Regions from separate parts of the Mus musculus genome. Here region 1 is linked to region 2. Evidence: chromatin loops called from intact Hi-C (ENCODE). Cell type or tissue: heart. All regions are shown on one strand. Links, peaks and the distances in the headings refer to the core of each region. The heading gives the core; the rest is flanking DNA. Region 1 holds the start of Crbn (cereblon). Region 2 overlaps Cntn4 (contactin 4).

What was found. Peaks named below come from ENCODE experiments on the same cell type or tissue, not always from the same donor. Only the 100,000 strongest peaks of a DNase experiment are listed, where the experiment ranks them.
Region 1: it touches region 2 in a loop (15-fold over the local background); 21 of 42 quality-filtered maps call a loop at or near these places.

The regions. Positions count from the first base shown.
Region 1 is chr6:106,798,676-106,801,547 of GRCm38, reverse strand. It overlaps Crbn (cereblon), which reads left to right and starts at 1,461. Exons shown (of 11, transcript NM_175357.3): 1 at 1,461-1,557. The coding sequence starts at 1,491. In heart, for the core only: no CTCF peak of the experiment used is centred there; a DNase peak (open chromatin) is centred at 1,467; H3K4me3 peaks cover 1,470 bases; H3K27ac peaks cover 673 bases.
Region 2 is chr6:106,662,245-106,665,162 of GRCm38, reverse strand. Cntn4 (contactin 4) reads right to left here. Exons shown (of 26, transcript NM_001109749.1): 17 at 2,470-2,590. Among named protein-coding and RNA genes, the nearest start is that of Il5ra, 85 kb to the left of the region's middle. In heart, for the core only: a CTCF peak has its summit at 1,206 (motif pointing left); no DNase peak of the experiment used is centred there.

The DNA of each region.
Region 1 (2,872 bases), core at 373-2,872, 140 kb before region 2:
AATTGTCCTCTTACTAGCGAGAAAAACACCTTAACTCATTACAATGGCTCATGCAGCTGTTTTTAACTCGATCATAAAAGGCATCAATATTGTATATGCTATTAAAGGGAATACATCTGGGACATTTGCGTTCTGGTTTTAACATTGGGTAAACTGAGTCCTGGGGATATAAAAGTGACTTGGCCAAGGCCAGAGTGACTCAGGGACAGAAGGCTGAGTGATATGGAATTGATAGTGTTAGGCTGAACCCCTGCTCTTCCCCTGTACAAGCTGGGAAACCCAGTCTACTCTCCTTCCCTGATCCCCAACCGCGGAGTGAAAACTCCACCTCTGTCTTGGAGAAAACTCCGGGCTAACATGTCAGCATTTCCTGGAACCCACCCAAGAGTGGCTGCCAGGGGATCAGTTTTTAACCAGGTATGGGCAACAACCCCATCTCCTAACCAACAAGTAATCACTCCTCACCAAAACTCTATAAAGTCACGTTGCTTAAACCTGGGTGTTTGACTTCACTGACCTCCACCTGTGAGACCAGCGAACTCCCCTTAGAGCTGCCTCCTGATAACTATGCCTTTACCTACTTTTAATCTGGTCTAATCTGGCCTATGTGTTGGTCACCATAGGAAACGCCTATCGGATCCAGTTACCATTCCAACGTGTTTTTGGGTTGTGAATTTTTTTTTAATGCAGCATTTTTTTCTTGGGGTAAAAATGTCTTCAAACCTCAGATTCATTAGTTTACTTTTTTTTCCTTCCTCTTATTCTCTGCCTACTACCACTACTTCCTTCTTTAGATATCGTTTGTCATTCCATTATTTTCTTTTCTTCAGTGAAAACGTGTTAGAAATATATTGTATACACTCTTAAAATTGGAAAAAAAAAATCCATCCACAACTCCAGTGCTAGACAATTCTCTTTCTTTTAGCATGTTGTAATTGTTTTTTACCATACATTGATCCATTTTTCTCTTAGTGAAGCCATTATGACTAGGCTAGTTTATATACTGACAGTTTTATTTTCCAGGTGATTATCAGCCTTTTTTGTCCTTGCAAATCTTTGCTTCATACTGATACATGTTAATTTGGGGCTATATCCGAGGGCTACTGAAATCGTTTTAAAAATCTGCTATATTCCAACGGCCCCTGGAACAGTCCATACTTCCAGACAAAAGAGGATGCTGTATAAGGACGTGTTTGCTCCAAGTGGACACTAAAAACACAGACTTGGGTTTCCCACCTGTCAAAACGTCTTTGTGGCTGAGAAGGGAGCTGTGTAACTTGTGTGGGGTCAGTGGGTCATGGATAACTTTGGGTTTCTTGTCCTCCTTAAAGATGGTCCTCTTCATTTGGCTCCGCTGTGCCGCTCTCGGCTCGCCTCGTTGGAGCCGCCAGGGGGCGCTGTGGCCCGGGAGCGTGGCGGCGGCGTATCGCAGACCCTCCCCCTGCGTGCCGGCACCGCCCTTTCCCAGGCTCCTTTGCGGGTAAACAGACATGGCCGGCGAGGGAGATCAGCAGGACGCTGCGCACAACATGGGAAACCACCTGCCGCTTCTGCCTGGTAACCTCCGGGACGGGCGCCTGGCCGTGGGTGGAGACCGAGGACCGGGGCCGATCCCGCAGGGAGGACGGGGACAGCTACTCGGGCGCAGCGGCCGGTGGGAAGCCTCCCGTGTGAGCCTCGCCCTCCGCAGCTCTGCGCTTTCCTCCCGGCCTGTCTCCTGGGCTGTCGGGGATGTTGGGGCCACGGACTTTGGTTTCCCAGAGCAGGGACCCCCATTCCTTTCCATCTTTCTCCCAAGCCGGCCTCCCTGAAAATTTTGTGGGAGTAGGCGAAGTTGAGAACCGGGTGACATTAGCAGCCGTTACTTTTCCTGCTCATCTGCTTTCTCATAAGACTGACAGCTAACATGCAGTAGGCATTTGCACGTCGTGGGCCCCGCAGTGAATGCTTTGCGTGCATTTCTGCTTTTATTATTACACCTGTCATCTGTCCAGAGCCTTGCTTATGGAGGAGAAACTTATCGACGGGTTGTTAAATGTATACCATCCAGTGACGTGGAAGGTCACACAGTTGCAGATAGGGCTGCGCGGTGTACTGATCTGCCACCACAGCTGGTATCTCTTAGCTATCTCTCTGTGGAGGTAGTTATTTAGCGGTTTTTCTCAGGTCTGCAAATAATATGCCTACTTTTAGGGTACTCAGGAGAACGGTATTACCGATTTCTCCTGCTTACTTTATGCCTTTATGGTTTATGACAACTTATGTTGCAGTATTGAATGCTGAAAGTGGATGAACTAGTGGTACGGACTGTTCTTAGAATGCTGTAGAAACACAGACTATTGCCAGAGCCTTTTGGTTGTAGTTAAAAGCCATGCAGTCTGTTAACCTTGTTTGTAGGAAAAACATCAGTCGGCTACTTTTAGGAGGGTCACAGTTAGGATAAGGCTATTGAGAATAATTACAATCACAGGTGCAGTTCATTTAGAGCCATATAAGCAACTGCTGCTGGGTGTACTGGGTTTGTGTTTTTTGCTGGATTGGATACCAGGCACTCCCAAATCCTCTGAGCTATGTCTCCAACTCCTGCTGTGATTTTCATGGGTAGGGATTATTGTGGGATTTGAAAATCTTGTGATGGAGATTCACTTAGGGTTCATTTGTGGACTAGGTTAGTCCTACATTGTTGAAACCGTGCATCCTTAGTCATTTCAGTTAGGAACTTTTTTGTGTGGGGTGTGAAGAAATAATTTCAGGTTTCAGTTTGTTGCCTCAGAAGGTGTGCTTCAGGTGTGAATGTGTTCCTTGGTGGTAGTGTAGACAGAAGAAGAAATGCTGGGTGCAGGGCCAGTGCATAGAAAGCACCTTTTCTGTA
Region 2 (2,918 bases), core at 145-2,644:
CAGGGAATTAAAGGTTCCAGAGTCAACATACAAACCCATACTCGTTCTAAATATAAAAACCTCTTAAGGGCAGTGGAATACATTTCTGTCTCCTCACAGCAATGTGGATGAAAGATGCAAGGACAGAGCAGGAGGAGATAAGATGAAAGATTGTGGCTTTAAGTGTCATATTAATTTATTGGCCTTATTAACTGATTAGGCTAGAGTTTCTTTTAGACTGCGTTTGCAAATTCCTTTTGGTATGCAATGCTATTTTCTGGGAAATGAAGTATACAATATCATTTAAGAACTTCAAGTACTACTGATTTAAATATTTATTAGTCTAATTTATTGGTTTTTAAACTGCTGATCTGAACATTATCCTAATTAAGTAGAGGATAAATTACCAGCAACAGAATTCCTTTGTCCCTAAGGGGAGAGTAGATCAGCTCTGGTGTGTTTTTAAAATGGAAATAAACACATTTCTATACATTATTCTGTGGGCAGATCTACCTAAGTTGAAAATATAATATTCAATTTTTTTATCTGACCTTTAACTTTATGGCTCACGTTCTTGTTCTTTTAAGGCAATTAACAGGCAGCTAAAGCAGCCATAATGAGAATGCAGTATTTCTTTAACCTCTCTTGACAATTGAGTTGCTAATTCCTGTGCATTTCCCCCTCACATCTGCTCAGGGCATACAGCAACACTTTGTATTGATTCTCAAAATAGCTTATTCCCTGTGCACTCAGATTCACCCTGCCTCTGATCCTGAGCCAGGGTTTGTATTTTAGGCTCAGGTGGCCAGCCAAAAATCTCCATCACCAACATTAGGGATCCTGATTAATGAGTTTGGGGGCCTGAGATTATCTTGATGCTCTGGGTTGGCTTTTGTTTGTTTGCTCCTTTGTTTAGCAGAGTTGGGTGTGGAGCCCAAGGCTTTAATGCTGGCTGGGCAAATGCTATACAATGCAGTTATGCCTTCAGCCTGATTGCAAGTTTAAGACTTAAATGATAGACAAACCGACAAAAACCTGTTGGGTACACAGTTTCACAGAGTTTTTAACTTCCATTGAATTTTCTTTTCTTTTGATGGGTTAGAGATGGCTCAATGGTTAAGAACACTGGCTGCTCTTCGCAGGACCCATGCTCAAATCTCCGAAATCTTACAGTAGCTCACAACCATCTCTTACTCCTGGGGAAATCACTGGGATCACCCGCCCTCTTCAGGTCTCTAAGAGTACTGCATGTACCCGACAACTCCCATTTTCTTTTTGCTGTTGGTTACTTAGATGGTGGTGGCACACATCTGTAAACTTCAGCATTCAAGAGGTTGAGGCAAGAAGATTGTGAGTTGGAAGCAAGTTCCTCTTTAAAAATATCTTAAAACCTTACATTTCTTTTATAAGCTGATCTGAATTCTGGAGTTTTCTCCAGCTAGTGGACTCATTTACGGTAGTCATCTCTGCACAGTTTAAGTTAGTCATAAGAGTCTCCTCAGGGTCAATGTTCAGTAAGGAAATGCGCTTCTATTCACTACATCCCAAGCAAGTTGGTGTTTGTCTCCTTATCAAGTTATATTTTAAAACCAAGGAACATGGACCAGGAATCCAATTGTGTTAAGAGAATCCTGGATGCTTGTGAGAACACTCCAAGAAAAACAAAACAAAACAACAACAACAACAACAACAACAACAACAACAAAAGAGTCTTGTGACCTCAGCGTCTTCAACAAAAATTGTTCTTAGAATGTGTTTTCCAAGGTGTAGCATATAGGAATGGGTTTACTTCAGATTTCTCACTATTGCTTGTTGGTGTTATTCAATTAAATGTTTATATGCTTCTATGGAAAAAAAATATTTTTGCCATGTGTGACTTGTCCTTGTGATTGAATACAGCTTGAACCCATGAGAACTTTACTTAGGTGACATTTTCCAACTCTCAGAGTATAAGCTGTCTGATGCACTGAATAAAGTTGGCTATTGTGTGAGTCCTTTGGTTTGCCTCATTTGTCAACTCCATTCTCTGAGATCCTACTGTCTCCAGAGTAGTAAACACAGCCCCAATAATTTTAGGGGAAAGGAGTTTACTTAAGCCTCTGTTACACTACTCGCCTAAAACACTAACACGGTTCAGTTCGGGTGAAACACAAAAGGGCTAGTTGAATTACTTTTCAAACTAATGGTTTTTGTTAATCTAAAGTTATTCTAGAACACCTGTCAACTCAGTAGTCATAACTTGGGCATCCAATTCAACATGAGAACTGGACTTTCTCAGTGTACTTTCTGGTTATCCATTTTTTTTCATGAAAAATACATGTGCAGAAAATTTATATAGACTGTTAATCACTATGCACTATGGTTAACTTATGCTGTTTTAACATAATTCAAAACCACTGAGGTTTTATGTTGCTGTGGTAGAGTACATACCATATAAATATTGAAAGGGCAAAAAGCAAGCAATAAGAAATAAAAATAAAAGTTGGATACCTCTTACAATCAGGTCCGCAGCAACAGAGAGTTTGTCTACACTTGTTTGGACCATGCAGACATACTTCCCAGCATGCTTCAGTTGGATGTTTCGGATCATCAAATCACCAGCTGAATCCTGCTGATAAAGTAGAGGAAAGTGGCTACAATTACTTTTTAATGAGCCCTAAATATCATTATCACATGAAGGACACTATGACTAATGGATTTATTTTACACCAGCTGATGAGAACATTAGTGATGCATGCCACGGCTATTAGAACTAGGGGAGCCAGCCTGAGAGATAAGAACACCAATGTTGTCAGAGAGCTTATCTTCAACAGGAGCTCAGGTGTCTGGATCAGTCTGCTACCCGTCCTGGCATCACTCAAAGTTACACAATGCAGCTTTTGATCGAGCCTTATGGGTTCCCTTCAGCCTGTTTCTCAGCCTATTTCCTGTACTAGCAT